Linked DNA regions of Homo sapiens: region 2 is linked to region 1. A link is a loop called in an ENCODE intact Hi-C map of the cell type or tissue named here. Cell type or tissue: pancreas. All regions are shown on one strand. Each heading gives the region's core, and the rest is flanking DNA. Links, peaks and the distances in the headings are about the cores only.

Evidence for each region. A loop is a pair of places that touch in the nucleus more often than their neighbours do. Peaks named below come from ENCODE experiments on the same cell type or tissue, not always from the same donor. Only the 100,000 strongest peaks of a DNase experiment are listed, where the experiment ranks them.
Region 2: a loop joins it to region 1, with 2.5 times the contacts of the local background. A loop is called at or near these places in 1 of 110 quality-filtered maps.

The regions. Positions count from the first base shown.
Region 1 is chr2:43,894,819-43,905,014 of GRCh38, reverse strand. It overlaps LRPPRC (leucine rich pentatricopeptide repeat containing), which reads left to right. Exons shown (of 38, transcript NM_133259.4): 32 at 3,491-3,695; 33 at 5,410-5,549; 34 at 5,681-5,796; 35 at 8,307-8,381. It also overlaps the pseudogene RN7SL455P. Among named protein-coding and RNA genes, the nearest start is that of ABCG8, 61 kb to the right of the region's middle. RefSeq lists an enhancer at 6,351-6,645. In pancreas, for the core only: a CTCF peak has its summit at 6,510 (motif pointing right); a DNase peak (open chromatin) is centred at 6,534; H3K27ac peaks cover 990 bases.
Region 2 is chr2:43,819,316-43,830,437 of GRCh38, reverse strand. It overlaps ABCG5 (ATP binding cassette subfamily G member 5), which reads left to right. Exons shown (of 13, transcript NM_022436.3): 5 at 2,323-2,455; 6 at 3,917-4,056; 7 at 5,420-5,549; 8 at 6,006-6,219; 9 at 6,320-6,525; 10 at 7,503-7,641; 11 at 10,338-10,523. It also overlaps a transcript of DYNC2LI1 not described here. Among named protein-coding and RNA genes, the nearest start is that of ABCG5, 14 kb to the left of the region's middle. In pancreas, for the core only: no CTCF peak of the experiment used is centred there; no DNase peak of the experiment used is centred there.

The sequences.
Region 1 (10,196 bases), core at 2,176-10,175:
TGAGTTTTGAAGGGGATGAATTGGGATGTGGAGGTCTTATGAATGATCTCCCAAGGGGCACTATGACGAATCTCTTAAATTTAGCTAAGTAGCTTTCCACTTTAAGATTTACATTTGAATTTGAGTGAATACAGTGATACTGCAGTTTTGCCAGTACAACAAAACCCACTTAGGAGATCTTCAAGAAAGGTTGAAAAAGCTCTGGAAATGTAACCTTATTGCTTCCTATCTCTGTAATAATGGTATTATTCCTCACTGCATGTTCTGGTTTTGTTTTGGGTTTTTTTTTGTTTTGTTTTTTTTTTTTGTTTTTGTTTTTTTTGAGATAGGGTCTCATTCTGTTGCCCAGGCTAGAGTACAGTGGTGGGATCGCGGCTCACTGCAACCTCCGCCTCCTGGGTTCAAGCGATTCTCCCACCTCAGCCTCCTGAGTAGCTGGGATTACAGGCGCCCGCCACCACGCCCAGCTAATTTTTGTATTTTCAGTAGAGACAGGGTTTCACCATGTTGGCCAGGCTGGTCTCGAACTCCTGGCCTCAAATAATTCTCCCACCTCGGCCTCCCAAAGTGCTGGGATTACAGGCGTGAGCCACCACGCCCGGCCTGCATGTTTATAACATAAGTTCACATCCTTGAGAGGAAGTTGTTGTTTAATTGTGCAGCTTTAATGTTGCTTATAATACCTAAATGTACTGGTCTTTAGCTGTCTTCCTAATTGATTAGTACTGAATATGTAAGTGAATAGAAAACACTTCTTGTGCCCAGACTTTTGTGGCTAGGCGCAATGGCTCACACCTGTAATCCCAGCACTTTGGGAGGCTGTGGCAGGAGGATTGCTTGAGTCCAGGAGTTCAAGACCAGCCTGGGCAGTGTAGCGAGACCTTGTCTCTACAAAAAATTTTTAAATAGCCAGGCATGGTAATGTGCACCTGTAGTTCTAGCTACTCAGGAGGCAGAGGTGGGAGAATTGCTTAAGCCCAGGAGGTTGAGGCTGCCATGAGCCATGATGGTGCCACTGCACTCAGCCTGGGCAAGAACAAAACCCTTCTCCCGGCCCCCCCAAAAAAGACTTTATGTCCTATTAGTATTTTATGTAATAAAATGATAAACAATTTTAAAACAATGAAAAGTTAAACTTGCTCGCCATATAAATAAGCTCATTGTCATAAATAGCTTTTGTTTCTGTAGACATGGAGATAAGAACAAAACACTTTTCTAATTTCAGGGGGTTCATTTTTCAGCTGAACCTGACCCAGATTTCTTCAGCTGGATTGGTACCCTTTATTTTTATGTTAGGTGCCCTGTGTAAGCTACAGGAAAGGACATGGTATAATTTCTCATCTACTCTTCTGAGCTGTTCAGCTCAATTGGAGGTTGCCTGAGAGCAGGAGCCTCGAGCGCACTGTTCCTGCACTACCTCCCCCACCCCCACCCCACCCCCCTCCCTGAGCACATCACCACAAACCTGTTGTTAGAGTAAAATGATCATCAGTGAGGACAGGAGTAGTGTTTGCACTATTCCCATCTTCTTATTTTGCTCCATGGCTGATGAGAGCTCTTGATTTTTAAAAATTCCCTTCCGTTGTTCTGCCTTTCTTTTAGGTTTCCTTTTCTCAACCCCATCTAAAGCAGAAAGAAAAAATAAAGCCGATTAAATTTTACTGTTGGTGAATATTAATAGCTGATACGTGGCACTTGTACAGTGTAATTAGTATCACTAGTGAGTAATTGAGTAAATGTTGGAATTAGGTGACAGTGGGAAAGGACCTGGGGGGAGGGATGTGGATGGGTAACATTTTTGGTGTCCCTGAAGTCATTAACTGTACAGAAGGCAAGCCTTATATGAGAATAGGATTTAGGTCACAAGGTCCTGTGCTATCTTTAGACAGATGTGAAATGGTCTGTTCTCCCCACCCTTCTGCTCTCTTGTGCACACGCGCACTCATAGACGGAAGCTCTGGGATCATTGGAATCTTCGAGTCTTGTCTAAAAATATGATTTTACCTTGGGCAAACTAATCTCTGTGCCCAGGGGTCTCATCTGTAAAATTGGTACTTGTCTCGGAAGGGTAGTTGTGACAGTAGCTGTTTAAACTGCTGTGCCTGGCATGTAGTAAATGCTCAATAAGTTTGAGTTACTGTCATCACCATCATTAATCTTATTTTTGTTATTATTGTTTTGATGTACTGTGGGAAGAGCCTCCCTAGCTGACAATATTCTTGGTTAATAAGACTATTATTATAATTATCTGTGTATGACCACCCATTAGCAAAATTTTATCAAGCTTATTATAAATATTTTTAAATAGTATAAAAACATTTTTTGTTTCCTATATGTGCATGTGTATTTTTAAATTTTTATTGACTATGCTTTTTAACCTGTTTTTCTTTTTTCTCATTTGAGAATGAGTGGTTTAAGATTGTAGATTTCAAATAATCATAAATTCTTTATTCATTAATGAACACTAAATTCATCATGTCTTTCCACTGTATTTTGAGTACACTTCAATTAATACACTTTCCCCATTTTTCTGTAAAACTAAGCTGTTCTTAGTTGGAAAGCTGTTTGGAGAGTCTTAGTTTTGTCTAAGTTACATTGCTTTAGTTGCTATAAAGCTATTAAGTTTTCTTCGATAATGGTAGGGGTGATTGTTAGGCTACTCCTCAGTCTACCACTTTATTTCATATCATGATTTTGCTACAGTTTTATGAGTCAGTTAGCTAGAAGGCTATTCCATAGTTATTTATAATCAAGTACTTGAAAGTGTGATACTTCAAAAAAACATACAAACAAAACTCCATTGATTATACTGATGCTCCTCAACTTACCGATGGGGCTAAGTCGGGATAAAGTTGAAAATGCATTAACTACCCCATAAACCCATCGTAAGTCAGGGACTGTCTGTATTTGTGGAAATCAGTAGGCATTATTTTTTAATTTAGTGCAGGAAAATAATCACAAGGCATCTAATCATAAAATAAATTTGTTGGTGTTAAAGTTCAATGTTTCAGTTTGGAACATTGATCCTAGAGGATCAATGTTTTTAGTGTTTTTGAGAAAGAATTGTTGGGATATTAAGTTTTGATGATCATTTAATCTTCGAGTTAAAATCTGGACAAGTATGAACATGGATAGAAGTCACACATTTTTGGAAACTCTAGAAAATCTTTCTTATTTGTATTCATTTGAACTTACCAACTTTAGTCACTGAATGTTATCCCTAAATGGAACTCATATTGTCGGTAACATTTGTATTTTCTCTGTGACTTAAAGAAGAAATTCCTCGGGCCTCTAATATCTTATATAGTCAAGTAAATAATTTTTGGGGGTATCTCATGAAGTATTAATAATTTTCTGTAATCTAAAATTAATTATTCATAGCTTTTTGTTTATGGCCATTTGGTGCTCATATTTAAAAGCTGGTTTTCAAAATGCATTAAAGTCAGCACAGGTCATATAAGAAAAGCCATCTCCTGCTCTTGTATTTTAGAGGCTGTGACAACACTGAAAACAGTATTGGATCAGCAGCAGACCCCTTCTAGGTTAGCAGTGACCCGTGTCATCCAGGCATTGGCCATGAAGGGTGATGTTGAAAACATAGAAGTAGTTCAGAAGATGTTAAATGGACTCGAAGACTCCATTGGACTTTCAAAAATGGTTTTCATCAATAACATTGCTTTGGCTCAAATAAAGAAGTGAGTATTTGCAAGCCTTCTTTTCCTTCATTGGTCACTAGAATGGGCATTGCCTCAGATACCACCTTTTAAAAACTTTTTTAGACATGTGGAAACCTTATCAACTGCAGAGGAAATGTTGATGCTAGTTGCTGATTAGGGAATAATTATATGTTGAAAAATATGTTTTTTCTTTACCTTAAATCTTAGAATAAACAGCATTTACCAAATTCATAAATCTTGCTCCACAGTTGATAACCTTTCTCATTCCTGTGTATATATGCCAGGCCTCTTGTTGTCGAAACACTTTGTTCAGAAGTGAAAAATGATCTCATTTGTTTGTCAGTAATATTTGATAGGGACACTAGTAGAATATTGTGAAGCAGAAGGCCCCGCAAGCTTATTAAAAATGTGCATTTCCGTATTCATATTCCTTACCCACCCCGTGAACACTCTCCCACCCCCACAAAAAGGGAGGTATTTAGAGCTGATTTTCTTACCACTGTCTCTAGATTCCTTTTGAGAATTACCCCTGTAGAAATAAATAAGGACTTGATTTTTAATAAGCTCCCTAGCAAAGTACTTTATGGAATTTGATACTTTCAGTATGCTTTTAGAAAAAATGTTCTTTAGTAATCTTGCATACATTTAATGGGACATGATATTAAAATATAATGTTTGTTTTTGTAGGGGTTTTTTTTTGTTTGTTTGAGAAACAGTTGTGTTTTGTTTTGACCTTTTCAAACTATTTCGCCAGATAGAACTTCCCTTTAATAAGAAAATGTGATTGTTTTACATTAGAAGATTGAAGAAATTACTCATCTAAGAACTGGGTGAATTTTAAAGTTTTACCACATAAACACAGTTTTATATGATTCGGAGAACATATTCACTATTAAGTAATTCCTTAAAACTTGTAAGAGAAATATATTGTAACAGTATTCATTTTTAGTTAGAGAATTATGTTTAATATAATAATTTCAACACAATATTGACTGATTGGATTTAGTATGCCATATGGTAACAGTAAAGTATCCATTATAGATTACCTTAACCAAAAAGATAGTCATAGAGATAATTTTTACCATAACTTGCTAAATAAGACCATGTAACTGATTTTTTTCAATGTAAAGTGTGAAGATACTTTTTCCTGAGATTTTTAGTATAAACTGAGTATTTTCCAAATGTATAATACCTGACAAAAAGAAATTGAGGCGACCATAAGTTAGAGACATGCATATATGCCTTTTGAAACATCATCAGTATCTTTAAGAATCCTGAGATGTTAAATACTATTTTTATGCAGTAGTGACAAGTTGTGGATCATAAAGCCAAAATTGTAGCATTTATACAAGTTTTCATTTTATATCCAAAGAGTGGCAAAAATTAAGTTAAATATTTAAGATACAGAATTTTAAAAGTTATCTTCATTAATTCTCCTGTATATAGTTGTTTGATCTTGTCTGTAGAGCATTGTTAAAACAAGCAACTATTTGAACTGCTGTGAAGCAAAATAAACAACCACTGCAGCACGAACCAGCTAGTGAATGTTTTTGCTACTTAAATGTGATTCAGGGTTTCAGTTGCCTAGTGTTTATTTGGTTAAGTGTAAATGTATTTCATTTTTTTCCTAAAGTATTAGCATGAGTGGATATAAAAGTAAGTTCTTAGACTAAACTGCCTGTAATATTAACATAAAAGCAAATTTTTAAGTAATTTATTTTGCTTTTAACAGTAATAACATAGATGCCGCAATAGAAAACATTGAAAATATGCTTACTTCAGAGAATAAAGTCATTGAACCCCAATACTTCGGCTTGGCATACTTATTCAGAAAAGTAATAGAGGAGCAGTTGGAACCAGCAGTTGAAAAGAGTAAGTTAGTTGTTTGTGCTAAAGAACACACAAGCACATTTTCTCTCTAGTGAGACTAGACCAAATTTCTTTGGTAGGTGAGTTATACCACTGTTCTAATGAAAGATTTTTCTTACCTGTCATTTTTCCAGTAAGCATCATGGCGGAGAGATTGGCCAATCAGTTTGCAATTTATAAACCTGTCACTGATTTTTTCCTTCAACTTGTGGATGCAGGCAAGGTGGATGATGCCAGAGCTCTCCTACAGGTAATGACCCTCCACTCATGGAGCAGTGGGGCTCGAGGCTTGCAAGAAGTAAATTGAGAAATTACTAGACATAGGCGTGTGGTGGAATACTAGAAATTCAGTGTGGTGTGCAGCTAGCTTGTTTACATTCAGTGTGAATCACGGTTGCAGGACAAGGACTGGATGGTAGATTTTAGGTTACTGGTTTTAAAGATGCCAGATCAAACTAGAAATGTCTTTAGAATTGAGGTAGCGGGGAGCGGCGGGTGGTGCGGGGGTAGGTATGGGGCAGCGAGTTTCGCTGAAATGATTAAAGACAAATCTTTCTGTGCAGATAGATAATGCAAAACAACAATTCCTTTGATTTTCTACTTTAATTTCTCAAATGCGCTAGATACTGTGCGTCACCATGGCAACACAGTTTGCAAACAAAAAGTAGGAAATGTTTGCTTTTCAAGTACAGCTTCTCACTTGAATACTCAAACATTCTCAGTGCCTTATTCAAGGTTTATTAAGAGTTGAATATGCTTTCTATTCACTTGTGTGTCACAGACACATTAAATGACAAATGCAGGTCTCTGTGGCCCGCACTCTCAGTTAAATTAGCAACCTTCAGGGAAGGAGACAACTGCATTCATGCCATTTTAACAGCACTAAATATAAAGCTATGCCAAGTGCCGACAGAACAGTGGGTGATCCTAGCTGCCACTGGCAATGTACACAAACAGGCACCGCCGGGGAGCCCCTTCCCAGCAGGTGGCAGTCAAACAGTCACCGTGATCCCGCCAACGGCTGTGTTTGTGTAGACTCCCTGTGTCAAATTGAGGCGTGGGACCAATTTCTGATCGTAAATAGTATTATATTCCCTTACATTTTTACCAGCTGTGAAAGATCTTAAGTAGTAGATAGGGAAGGTAAAACTACCCATGTGCTTGACCTCCAGTTTTTATTCTTCAAGTTCATCTAGTTTGACAGTAGAATCCAATCCATTTTTAAAAGGAATACCTGAAAAACTGTATCTCTGTTAACAGTTTTATAAAGGGTGAATTAGCACTGCTTCTCAGACTCTTACTTTTGTTGCTGGAGAAGGGAAATTCCGGTTCACTGGGAATTTTCTTGTTTTGCTTTGCTTGTTTACTTTTTTTCCTTTGTTTTTTTTTTTTTTTTTAATTTTAAGGAAAAGGCAGTTTATGATAGGGATTTCAGGACTTTTAAAATTGTTTTATCTTGCTATCTTACGTGGTGAAAAAAAAAAGAAGGAAGATACTCATGCTTTATCTTCATATGTACATGTCTAAGTACCTACTAGGGGTATAATAAGCATATACATATCTAATTATACACATGATGGTATGCAATCAGTTTTAACACATCCTTTTGATAGTTCTTTAGAAAGTGGCACTTGGTACTTCATCTACTAGCTTGTTCTCTGCCATAATCAAGGTTTTTCTGGAAGAGCACAATTGACAGCCGCCTGGGTGGGTGGCAGCAGGGATGGCGCCTGCTCCCTCAGAAAGAACTGCGTTATCTGCAGTGACCTCACTGAAGGGCTCTTGGTGGTAGCTGAGTGTTGATGCAACAGCAGAGTCTTTTCATTTACCATCTCATCACTAGACTGGGGTTTCAGATGATAAACCCTTCACCCATCCTTTACCTGCTTGTCAAACAGTAAAAGATTATTCTTGCCGTAGCGAAGAATACTTTATTCACAGATGTCAAAAACATCAGTGCGTAATGTAAATGTTCTGTGTGGCCCCAAAAAGTTCTTTTTATACCATTCGTTTTAGTATTGACAGTGTTTTAAAGCTTTGAAAGAGCAGTGTTCTTTTAGAAACTTAAAAGAATGACATCTGTGATGAGTGTAAACTAAAATATTGTCTTGCCATATTTGATTTTACTATAGCATCTAAGATTGGATAGACATTTGATTTATCTGGTCTGTCATGTAAACTTTTTTTTTTAGTTTAACTTTGGTCTCTTTCTCAAGCGCTGGCTGTCTGTTGCAGTGAAAGCCTTTTATAAAATAGAGAGATTGAAATCAGTCCTTTTGTATGCATAAGTGTAGGTAATTATACTTTAAAGAGAACTTGCTTTGTACATTTTAATTTTTATAAAGAAATGAGCAGTTATCTCCCTGACACCTTATTAAATGTATAATTAACCTTATGATCCCTAGCTCACTTGTGAATGCTTGGCAGTATAATTGGAGAGGAATAATGTTTCTTTTTTTCCTCTTTCTTTGCAGTCCTAAACCTTATTCTGTGGTTGTTGAAGCATTAGTTTAATTTTTCCCTTTTCTTTTTAAACAAACTTTATACTTGCAATGCCAAGGACAGCATTCACCAAAGCTTGGCATAGCTTGCACTTGTTTTCTTTTTTCTTGCCTTAAAAAATAATAGTCGACTATTAGGCCTTCCTATTGGTAATAATACACTACTGTATTATTGTGAACTTTCTTAATTGGAAATATTCAGTTTGATCCACTTGTTTATCAGAAACCTTCACTTACTGAATAATGTTTTAATTTTTAGAGATGTGGTGCAATTGCTGAACAAACCCCGATTTTGTTGTTGTTCCTCCTTAGGAATTCTAGGAAACAAGGAAAGGTACTGTGCTTTACCTGCTTACAAATCAATGATACTGTACGTGCCTTGCTCAGAAGTATTGAATTTAACATAAAAGCCTGTTGTTTCAGGACCTTATTTGAGAATACTATAGAGATTCAAGACTTTGCTTGTCTCTACTTAGAGTCAGTTTTGTCGTCTGTTAGCTGTACTGGAAATGTAAAACAAGTTCACGCAGGAATTTTCCACTTACACAGGTATGCATTGAGAGCCCCAAGAAAAGGCCCTTAAAAAATGCAAGATTAGGCTGGGCATGGTGGCTCACACCTGTAATCCCAGCACTTTGGGAGGCCGAGGCGGGTGGATCACTTGAGGTCAGGAGTTTCAGAGTTTGAGACCAGCCTGGCCAGCATGGCGAAACCTGGTCTTTACAAAAAAAAAAAAAAAAAAAAAGAAAGAAAGAAAGAAAGAAAGAAATGGAAGATTAAAATTATGTTGCTTCGGTCACCTTGGGACATTTAACAATGCAGAAGCACTACCAAGGAAAATGTACACTCCAGAGTGTCTCCTAGCACGTGGCTACTTTTGAGCATTTATCAGGTATAAACCATCAGGTAAATGAGCCACTTGGCTTTCAAATTGATATGGAGCCACAAATTAATTCTAATTTGTGCAGTTACTTTATTTACACTGTAAAAGGGGTGGGTGGGTATGTAATAGAACCAAGTCCTTTTGAAAAAATTTTTTAAAAAAAAATTTCTGTGGGTACATAGTAGGTATATCACATTCTACTTTGATGTTTAACTGTAAGTATAAAATTAAATTTCTCTTAGATCGGATTTTACCTCTTGTATACGAGAAACTACATTCTTAGTTTATTTGGGTTCTTTATGAAGTTTCAAACCACATGCCAACTGTGATGCTTGTTTTATTTGAAACATTTAGGCTGTGTCCAGTTTGGGAGGTCTACGTTTTCCTGAATTTCTACACCCTTCCCCTAGATATACCTACACTTTTAAAAAATTTGCTTCATTGCATCTGTGACTCATGTATTTATTTACTACCAACAACTTTTAGAAAATATTTAATTGCCCCTTCTTTCCTTTCAGAGAGGCTGTGTTTTTATACGTGTGATTAAAAAGTATAAGGAATCTGAAAAGCACTTGTCAGTCCACCTGTGGGACTGTGCCAAGTCCCTGTTGCCTTGTCCAGGAGATGGGACGGGAAATGCACGGCAATATGTCTGCTTAGAACATCCCACCCAGGACAGTTTAAAATAGAAGAAGCCCTGGGAGGATGCAGGTCCAGGTGTGGATTGACTGAATAAACATGCTATAGAAAGGAGTTAGGATTTTTAAGATGCCTGTTAACAGTGTTCCATTGCTTGACAGTAGAATAGTTAAGCCAGATTTTGCTCCTCTTGGTGAGATGGGAAGAGGGCATAGATGTTTATATATCCATCATGGGTTTATCCAGTAACGTTGGAGTAGGGCGGGAAATACTCAGCAGATATTCATTACGGCATAGCAGTTCTGTATTCACTCGCTACAGGAAATAAAGCCATAGCCGAGTCTGCATATTCCTGGAAGAAATAAGTAAAAATTTCAGTGAGATTCTGGAAATGCTCTTTTTTGTATGTCAAGTGTGTAACACTTCAGAATGTTTTAACTGAATTCTTTACAATTTCATCAACCAGTTGTGGCACCTAAAGATAGGGTTGTTATCTCTCTACCCTTGGGATCTCATAACTTCTTGGTATGGTCACCACTTGACAAAAGAAGCAATGTGTTTATCATATTCTAGAAAAATATTCATAGAAATGTAAGTGGAATTGCATTAACCTGTGGAAAAATGCTG
Region 2 (11,122 bases), core at 1,802-9,801, 74 kb after region 1:
GTCCTCTCAATCCTGGCCCTGCCATTTGCTAATGGCATTATCTTGGGCAAGTTATGGAACTTTGTTTTCTCCTCTATAAAAAATACAATAAGAATGCATTTCTCCTGGGTTTGATGTGAAGAATACATCAGATTACGTGAAAGCACAGAGCATGGAGGGTTGGACTTGCTCATCCCAATAGTCCTTCCAGGGACTCTGAATTCCATTTCCAAAATTTGTTTCCAAAATGTGGGAGAGCATTCCTGCTGGGGTGTGAAACCTCTGAGACAAATTAAGTAAATGTCTTCTCTGTCCATCTCTTCCAAGCCAGGAGGGGCAAGCTTACTCCTTATGATGTTACAGAGATGAGAAGGAGGCTCGGGAATCTACCCTGGCTGGTCAGCACAGAAATCTCACTGTGTCAAGCAAAGCTTAATTCTAGGATCCTTCTACCCTGATGGCAAGAGAAGAGCTTTCTTTTGTTCCAGAATATATCTATATCTAGTTTATTTATGCATTTTTACCTTCTCATTATTCCTTTGTACCTATTTCAGATATGTCCATTCTTTGGGTGGGTCAAAGCTACATCTATGCCGTCAACCCCACTCCCTGACTCCTCTTGAATGTTGGTCCACAAGTCATTCCCTCTTCTTCTGCAATCTAGCTTATTGTTTTTTAATGCAATGGTTTTGTTTCCATTTTCATAACACGGCCTTATTAGGGGTGTCTGGAAACAAAACTTATTACCATATGAGTATCTTCTGTCTCTTTCTGCTTTCCCCCTGGGGTTTCTGCAGTTAGAGGTAATCAGTACAGGGGGACAGAAACAGATTTGTGAACAGGTCTCTGGAGAGGAGATAAGCTGAGGAAGGAAAGACAGTGAGGGAGGAAAAAAGCCAAGCTTCTTGATTAGAAATTCAGTAAAGAATTTTTTTTAGTCGTTATTGTTTTGGGAGAGTTGAGAATGAGGAGGAAAAACGGTTTCAGGGAGTTACAGGCTTTAAGTACAGCGAAGAGAATTGGAAGAAAGGGAATTTTAAATGTGGCTGGGGGTTATAAATTGGGTCCCCATTAAAGTCCTTAAAGAAATTCAAGTAAAGATTGGAATTATTTTTAATTACTTCTGAAGGCTGGATTATATGTCTTTGATGTGGACTCACACTGAGATTGTACCACATGGGACCCCAGCACTTATTTGGGTTATACAGTGGGAAACAGGTTTAGTTCAAATCAGGTTGGATTTTTGTAAACACATAAAGCATTTATGATAATAAAATTTCAAAACCCAAACACTTATGAAAGTAAGCGATATTGTAATCATGAATTTGGGGGATTTTTCTGTATGGGCTGCAGTGACTATGGCTCCTGCAAATAGGAGTTTAATGAAGTATCTGTTGTTTCCTGGTTAATTTTCCTGAAGCAAGTGTAAGCAGTTTGTGTTCTAGGGAATCTTATTTTATTTTATTTGTTTATTTATTTATTATTATTTTTTTTGAATCGGAGTCTCGCTCTGTCACCCAGGTTGGAGTGCAGTGGTGCCATCTTGCCTCACTGCAACCTTGGCCTCCCGGGTTCAAGCAATTCTCCTGCCTTAGCCTCCGAGTAGCTGGGATTACCAGTGCCTGCCACCACTCCCAGCTCATTTCTGTATTTTTAGAACAGACAGGGTTTCACCGTGTTGGCTAGGCTAGTCTCGAACTCCTGACCTCAAGTGATCCACCCACCTCGACCTCCCAAAGTGCTGGGATTACAGGCATAAGCCGCCATGCCAGGCCCATTTTATTTTATTTTATTTTAGAGACAGGGTCTTGCTCTGTCACCTAGGCTGGAGTGCAGTGGTGCCATCATGGCTAACTGTGGTCTCAACGTCCTGGGATCAAGCGATCCTCCTGCCTAAGCATCCTGAGTAGCTGGGACTACAGGCACGTGCCAGCATACCCGGCTAATTTATTGTTTTTTTCTTTCTTTTTTTTTTTTTTTTTTTTTGTAGAGACAGGGTCTCTCTTTGTTGCCCAAGCTGGTCTCAAACTCCTGGCCTCAAGCAATTCTCCCTCCTCAGCCTTCCAAAGTATTGGGATTACAGGCATGAGCCACTGCACCCAGCCTCTGGGGACGTTTTAAAAAATTCATATTATTTATTTAAATCTGACACATGTATTACGATTTAAGCCGAATTGGATCATATTATTATCAAAGACATGCTTTCCCCAGGGTGTGGTGAGTCTGGAAGTGGCCCTTGGATTCTTGGGCGGTGTGCTGCCTCTTTCATGTCCTCCCCAGCCCATGAATTGAAATAGCAGCCACAGAGACTCCCAGCCTTCCTGTAATTTGTGTCTCCTGCAGGTGGAGGCCGTCATGGCAGAGCTGAGTCTGAGCCATGTGGCAGACCGACTGATTGGCAACTACAGCTTGGGGGGCATTTCCACGGGTGAGCGGCGCCGGGTCTCCATCGCAGCCCAGCTGCTCCAGGATCCTAGTAAGTGGCACCCAGAACTGTTACTAGCTGCTGTCTGGGCATCTTCTGTGTGTGTGCAGATACTTTGGGCCCTTTCTTCACGGTCCTCATTTGGAAAGGGGTTTGTGTACAACTGAAATCACAGGTTTTTCAAACTGAGGACCCAGTTTTTTTGGAAATGCTGTACAGTTCATTTCCTGATGCGATTCCATCATCCAAACAAAACAGCTCCTGGACCCGGAAGCGTTGCATTGGTGTTGAAGTGTTCCATTGGGGTTTTCCTTGAATATGGAGCCTTGCCCTGCCAATCATTTCTTCTCACCAGGGCAATACCACTGTGTGGGCTGGGGAAAGCCAATGAGTTTTGATATGACCACAGGTGTTCATGAAATGGCAGGAATTAAAATAGGAATTTGAATGATAAACTCAAAAGTGTATATGTTGTGGGGAAGGGAGTATCAAAACAGAGTAGTCAGTCCTCTGCCAGGTTTGGTCATTTTCCCCATCACCTGGGGAAACCTCGCCACTCATGCAGCTGGAGAGGACAAACTGCATCTGGATCCTTTCTTTGCACTGTGGTAGACCAGGACGGCCTGTTCTTCAAATGGTGCTTGGTCACTAGAAGGCAAATAAGAGAGATGTTTTTAACAGCTCTTGTCACTTTTTTTTTTTTTTTTTGAGACAGAGTTTCGCTCTTGTTGCCCAGGCTGGAGTGCAGTGGTGCGATCTTGGCTCACTGCAACCTCCACCTCCCAGGTTGAAGCGATTCTCCTGCCTCAGCCTCCTGAGTAGCTGGGATTACAGGCGCCTGCCACCACACCCGGCTAATTTTTGTTCTTTTAGTAGAGACAGGGTTTCACCATGTTGGCCAGGGTGGTCTCGAACTCCTGACCTCAGGTGATCTGCCTGCCTTGACCTCCCAAAGTGTTGGCATTACAGGCGTGAGCCACCGCGCCCGGCCCCCTTGTCACTTTTTAGGAAGAAATAAGTTACTTTAAACCCTCTAAAGAACCCAAATGCCTGCCACACTTCAGGCCTTGTTTTATTCGTCAGATTTTTTTCTTTTCTGTGCAAAGACCCTGCTGGTGTTGGAAAGTGTTACAGACATGAAATGGGGTTGTCTTTTTGACCAGCCTTCTCTCAGTCTTGTTTTAAAACAACTTGATGCCAGCCTGCCAGCCCTTGTTCCCTGACAGGGTGCCCTGAGCAGAGCCCAGATGGCCCGTAAGAGGCCTGATCTCCTTACTCCCTGTGCCCTGGAGGATTTGAGCCCACATGTGCTCCAGAGCTGGGAACTAGGCCCTTCCACATCAGGTCCTTTCTCCTGAGCTCAGGCTGAAAGCCAGTTTACATGTTTACTTCCCACCGCACACTGTTTGAATGGGGTACAAACTCAATAAGGAACAGTTCAGAACTCTGAGTTTTAAGCACAGAGCCTGGGCTCTGCACTACCTTAGAAGTCTGGCCCTTCTTTGCTGGCAGAGGTCATGCTGTTTGATGAGCCAACCACAGGCCTGGACTGCATGACTGCTAATCAGATTGTCGTCCTCCTGGTGGAACTGGCTCGCAGGAACCGAATTGTGGTTCTCACCATTCACCAGCCCCGTTCTGAGCTTTTTCAGGTAAGAGGTTCAACTCGTAAAGGCCGGGTCTATGGTGTGTTGAGCTGGGAATCACAGGGGCAGGGGCAAGATTTGTACCAGTGGCCAGGCACAGTGGCTCACACTTGTAATTCCAGCACTTTGGGAGGCTGAGGCAGGAGGAGCACTTGAGGCCAGGAGTTTGAGTCCATCCTGAGCAATAAAGTGAGACTCCCCATCTCTAAAAAAAAAAAAAAGAAAGAAAGAAAGAAAAAGAAAAATTAGCCAGGCATGGTGGTGCATATCTGTGGTCCCAGCTACTTGGAAGGCTGAGGTGAGAGGATCGCTTGAGCCCAGTAGGTCAAGGCTGCAGGGAGTCGTGATCATGCCATTGCACTCTAGCCTGGGTGACAGAGGAAGACCTCATCTCAAACAAACAAACAAAAAACCGTTAGTGCTAGAGAATTGGAGCCAACAGCTCCTGAGAGGGGAAGAGCAAAGGATGAAAACTCACTTCTTTCAGCACCTACCATGTTCCAAATACTTTCTGTACATAGCTCATTTCATCTGCACAACACTCCTATGAGGTGTGTTTCAGTGTATTCACCTTACAGAGGAAAAGAGTGAAACTTAGCAATGATTCAAAATTGATAGTTGGGCGTGGTGGTGTGCGCCTGTAATCCCAGCTATTCGGGAAGCTGAGGCAGGAGAATCGCTTGAACCCAGGAGGTTGCAGAGAGCTGGGATTGTGCCACTGCACTCCAGCCTGGGTGACAGAGTGAGATTCGGTCTCAGAAACAACAACAACAACAACAATAACAACAAAACAACAACAAATTAAGCCAAGATCACACAGTTGTTAATAGTAAAAAGCTAGCATTAGCCTTTCACAGCCAAGTTGGCTTCAAAGGCTGTGTTTTTCCACGAAATCATACTGATTTCCTTCCAAAAAAACTCACTTTCTCCGCCCAGTATCCCTTTAGTTAGCTATTATTTGCTTTTTACAGAGGAGGAGCTGAGATTTAAAATGAAAACAAAAAAACAAACTAAGACCCACCCCTGCTCGCCCGAGGTCACTCACTTGGCTTGGCTGGGACTTACGCCCAGGTCCAGTCATGCTTGTCTATCCCAGATATGAAGCTGGGCGTCAGGATGGGAGGCAGCATGACCCACAGTGGTAGCCTAGGCTCACAAGGGTAGGGATGCATTTCGAATGTCTCCAAGAATACTGATGCAGGGCCAAGGTCATCGAAGGACTGACTGCTTATGGGAAATGCATTTCCCATAAGGACTTGGTGACCATAAGGAATACCTGACCTTGGCCCTGCATCAGTGTTCCCAGAGACATTCAAAGTGCATCGCTACCCTTGTGATCACACACTAACTACGTCTGTTGTCTGGTCAGCTCTTTGACAAAATTGCCATCCTGAGCTTCGGAGAGCTGATTTTCTGTGGCACGCCAGCGGAAATGCTTGATTTCTTCAATGACTGCGGTTACCCTTGTCCTGAACATTCAAACCCTTTTGACTTCTATAGTAAGTTTTTCTTTCACATTCCCCATCATGAATGTTTTTTAAACTTTCTCATCTCAGACTTCTGCCTGGATGACACCAGTCTAGTGGATTTGATTTTTGCTTTTGTTTTTGTGTTTTATACTCTTCAAGGAATCAATTTGGCCGGGTCAATGAACTTGCCAGAGATGACTATCAGAATGAGGTCAGGGATCTCTCTCAAACAAACTGGCGCACTGCTACTACTTTATCAGAGCATAATTAGCTGAGCTTCTGAATTCTCCCAGACAATCCCAATGGGATCCTCAAGGCCCTGCTGGGATGCTTTAAAGTATTCTGATTTTATAGGTGGGCATTAACCACAAATTTTATCTTGATGGGATGAGGTATTATGGCCAGTACTCCTGTACCAATTGTATATCCATGTACATACATGCATTTAAAAACACATGGGTGACATCTTTTGGGAAAAACTTTTAGTGGACCTGACGTCAGTGGATACCCAAAGCAAGGAACGGGAAATAGAAACCTCCAAGAGAGTCCAGATGATAGAATCTGCCTACAAGAAATCAGCAATTTGTCATAAAACTTTGAAGAATATTGAAAGAATGAAACACCTGAAAACGTTACCAATGGTTCCTTTCAAAACCAAAGATTCTCCTGGAGTTTTCTCTAAACTGGGTGTTCTCCTGAGGTAAGAGGCTCACAAATGTGAGAAATGCCTGTTAGAGGTCTTTAGCCATCCCCCAATAACAATTCTGAAAAGGAATTAAAACAGGGTTGTTTGTTTTCAGGAGAGTGACAAGAAACTTGGTGAGAAATAAGCTGGCAGTGATTACGCGTCTCCTTCAGAATCTGATCATGGGTTTGTTCCTCCTTTTCTTCGTTCTGCGGGTCCGAAGCAATGTGCTAAAGGGTGCTATCCAGGACCGCGTAGGTCTCCTTTACCAGTTTGTGGGCGCCACCCCGTACACAGGCATGCTGAACGCTGTGAATCTGTGTAAGTGCCCACGTGCTGGAGGTGCACCTCTTTCTCCCTAAATACCTCCCTTCTCCAGCTGTAACCTTACAAAAGTCTACCATTATAAGGGTTTTTCTCTGAGCTAAACCCAGCCCTCTCCAGGTTCCCTCTCTGGGGAAAGGCAACTATTGAGTTACCAACACGTTAATATGAATGAGCTCACCAGGTGGATCTCTCTGAGGGCTAAGGATCCAGGGAAACATGAAGTGACAATGTACTGGTGGGGAGAGTTTGAGGAGTTTTTCAAAAGATCATTCCTCCTATCTCATCTTGGCCATCTCAGATGCACAGCCCATGGGGTGCTCAGCGACCAGGCCAACTTTGTACCGTTAGCTTCTCTTTGGAGCTGATTTTAGGACAGCCAGCACCTAATTTTCAAATTCAGTGGAATTCCAGAGACAAAACCTGGTTGCCTAACGTTGCAGGAAGCAGGTGTTAGAGGGATTCCCCAAAGGCAACACTGTTAGGGAATAAGAGGGAAGGACTTCGCTATTGTGAAGTTGCTCTAGAGCTTGACATGAGGGGCAATGCTAAGTGTCTGCATCTGTGGGGTTTGCCTGGCCTTCCGAGAGCAAGTCTAAAATGCAGGCTGCTGGTGGTGGGGGCGGGGTGGGGTGGGGGGAATCCTGCACAGAAAGAAGACAAAGTGCTTCAAATCACTTATTCATGCCCCTTTTGCATGTACTTTTCGTGAATTGGTGACAACTCCCCACTTTAGAGAGAAGGAAATAAATGACATCTTTTGCAATTGTATTGCAATTCTGGTAGAGTGTAGATTTCCGGGGTGGGGATTTATTGTCCTGTGGATGGCAGGTCCCCTCCTTCTATGACTAGGGAACCCCCCTAGCTGGTCCTCACCATCCAGCCCTGACAGACCTCACATTCAGCTTGGGCTAGCCCTCCCTTTTTCAGCTGGGTGGTGACTGACTGTTCTGAAACCTGCCTTCCATCCCCAGTTCCCGTGCTGCGAGCTGTCAGCGACCAGGAGAGTCAGGACGGCCTCTACCAGAAGTGGCAGATGATGCTGGCCTATGCACTGCACGTCCTCCCCTTCAGCGTTGTTGCCACCATGATTTTCAGCAGTGTGTGCTACTGGTGAGGGGTTGTTCAGTTCACCCAGGGCCGGGCTCCCATGGAGTCATGGAGCTAGTGGGACTCGTGCAGGGAGAGCTCCAGGGTGAAGTTCTCTGCTCTGGAGGATCTACACTTTGCCCATCAGTGTCTAGTGCAATGTCGTATCTTCCAGGACATTAATTTTATTGTAAATAGCCCAACTGTGGGTTGCAGGAGACCTGAGAACAAACCAACAAGATGACATGTGCCTGGGAATGACCTGTCCCACATTCACGGCAGGGCCTGGGCCAGAGAAGAGAGGACTCTGAAGTAGCTAGGACCCAGGTGCATGGGGGGGGGCCTGGGGGAGGGGAGAAAGCAGCCTGAATGTAAAACCTTAAAACAGACACATTCAGAGGGTGGGAAGAGGACAGCAACCAACAGAGGAGGCAGAGGGTGATCAGGGAGGTAGAAAGAGAAGCAGGATTGGGCAGCATCAGAGAGGATGAGGAAGGAGAGAGTTTCAAGGAAGTGTCATAAACACTTCAATATTGCAGGGGTTAAAGGAGGTGAAGCATAAAGGGAGAAGGCCATTGCAATTTCCCAAAAAAGAGCTTCGGTAGAGTCATGGGGGTGCAAGTCAGGTTTACAAGAAGGGAAGGTGTAAGATGGAGGAAGCAGATTCTGTTTTGAGAAACTTGGTGTTACAGGGTAGGATGAAGAGGGGCAGTTACTTAAATGATGATCAAGTTCAAAAAATGGTTATTTTAGGATGTGGTAAATAAGACCATCAAAAAACATCAGATTGAGAGTAGATGAAAATGCAGCCAAAATTTGGATAAGTCAAAGAGGAAGTTCCCAGAGTAGACCAAGGTAGGGATAGGGGAATCAGAATAACATGGGATCAAGGATGCAAGCAGCTAGGGTCACACTTTCAAAGATGGGGTGCGGGAAGAGAGGGGGAGAGAGAGAGAATGAAAAATAGAGATGATGAAGATATCAAGAAATTCATAAAATGGGAGGTGAATTCAGCTGCTGAGCACTGGGGAGAGAGATTGAAATTGGGAAGGGGGAAATTTTAAAGTAGAGGTTTATATCAGTCATCATGGGACATGCTATTAGAATTCAAGACACAACAAGGAAATCTTAGGGGTCCAGGGGCCAGCTGAGGCAAAGTGGCAGAGGGGATCCAGTTAGTGCGGCAATAGGCATTGTCCAGCACACCTTCCATTGCTTAAGGGAGAATAGGGTCCCCAGATGTGGGAACTGATAAGGCAAAGAATGGCAGAAGGGGTCCAGCATCTGCGGCAGTGAGGGCACTGGGGAAGTGAGAGGCAGGAGGCTGTGCTCAGAGAGGGTGTCCTCAGACTCTGAAATCCTGGGAGCGAAACCATTTTGAGTAATATTTAAGTCCAAGACATGGTGAGTGATGCAGATTAGGTAGCTGGAGCCATTGGAATTGAGATTCGCTAATTAGGAACCACTGATGTGGATGGCTCATCAAGAAGGTTAAAGAGCTTGAGGAAAATGATAGGGGAGAGGAGCAAAAAGAATGACTCTGGTCCAGATGCTATAAAATCATCAAAGGCAAGAGGATGTTTTAAACATCACAGAAGACAACAATGAGGAACGGCATTGATAGCATAAGCAAACTTCATGATTTGTACAGAGGAAAAGTAGATGGCCTTGAAGAGTAAGTGGTAAGGAGGGGCGAGTATAAGACATGCCAACATTTTTTGCTTACTCTACAAATGGGATAAAGAGCAGCCATGCCTAATGGTCATTGAAGATACGCTATCACCAGGGAAATGTAATTTGGAGAAAGGAATATAAGAGGAAAGGTGCATGGATATAGGGTGGTTTGTTTACAAGAAAATGAAGGTCAGGCCAGGCATGGTAGCTCATGCCTGTAATCCTAGCACTTTGGGAGGCTGAGATGGGCAGATCACTTGAGGCCAGGAGTTCAAGACCAGCCTGGCCAATATGGCAAAACCCCATCTCTACTAAATACAAAAAAATTAGCTGGGTGTGGTGGTGCGCACCTGTAATCCCAGCTACTTGGGAGGCTGAGGCAGGAGAATCACTGGAACCTGGGAAGCAGAGGTTGCAATGAGCCAAGATCACGCCACTGCACTCCAGTCTGATCAACAGAGTGCAACTCCGTCTCAAAAAAGAAAACGAAGGTCAAATCAGTGGAAGGGGTTGGTAGAATAAAAGACAAGAATGGAATGGAGTAGGGCTGGGGAGGGCTAACCTGATCGAGGACAAAAGAAGTGAGGGATTTTCACGTAGGCAATAATCCCATATAACAGAGATGAGGTTCAGGGAAGGGGGTGCTGGGAAGCGGGTTGGGTGAGCCCTTTAACATTAGGTAGGTGTGGTGTTGGCTAGGCAGAACATGGTTATTTATGAAGATGCCTGTAGAGTTCAACAAGCCTGCTTACTGCGGTTAGTTGTGACCATTGTCTAAGTAATTTAATGTTTTCCTATGAGAGCTGAAGGAGCCGTGAAAGGGAAAAGGTGGCTCCCAATGAGTTGCAGCCAATGGGAACAATTTGATATAATAAATAGTCTCATGTTGACTCCTTTCCAAAACGGCCTTTCAAAGGGGAGTGTGGCTTGCCCTGCAAACTTCTCCCACCCACTCACCACAAAGGATTTATTCACAGAGGCAAGTGCAGTATTTTTCTTAAATGATAGCCCTTGGAGAGGAAACTAAAGAGCTTATGCTTTTCTAGGACGCTGGGCTTACATCCTGAGGTTGCCCGATTTGGATATTTTTCTGCTGCTCTCTTGGCCCCCCACTTAATTGGTGAATTTCTAACTCTTGTGCTACTTGGTATCGTCCAAAATCCAAATATAGTCAACAGTGTAGTGGCTCTGCTGTCCATTGCGGGGGTGCTTGTTGGATCTGGATTCCTCAGGTAAGATATCATAATTCAAAAAATTTAGATTGGGATAATCTGTTATTAATGATCACCTAATAATGACTGAAGTAAAGGAATACCAGAGAACTGATAGTGGTTATGGATATTACCTTATAGTCTAGAGCATTTATACTGCTCGTTAATCATTGCCTTAGACCTTGAACTGTTCATTTGTTCAATAAAATGTCTTTTTTATCGGGAATCAGGAACTAACAAGTTTATGTTATGATATGATTCACATGTAATAAACCATTATACCAAGAGAAGAAAACCAGCCCGGATGTTCCAGGAAAAACTCACAGCCCACATGATAGGCTAAATAAATTGCATGCATTAGTTCATTTCTGACCTGGTACTGTTGAGTGTGAACTGCAGTTCTCAATTCCCAGTTATTCTTAGGAATTAAGACTAGTCAGACAAAAAAAAAAAAGCCTGCAGGATAAAAGACTGCTCCAAAGAGTATCAAGGCTTAAAGGATATGCACCAAATGATAGCAGTAATTATCTCTATCTCTAAAATCAATATCAATAGTGATATTGATTTTAATTTTTTTCTTCATATTTCTGTATTTTATCAATGTTCTGTAATGGACAAGT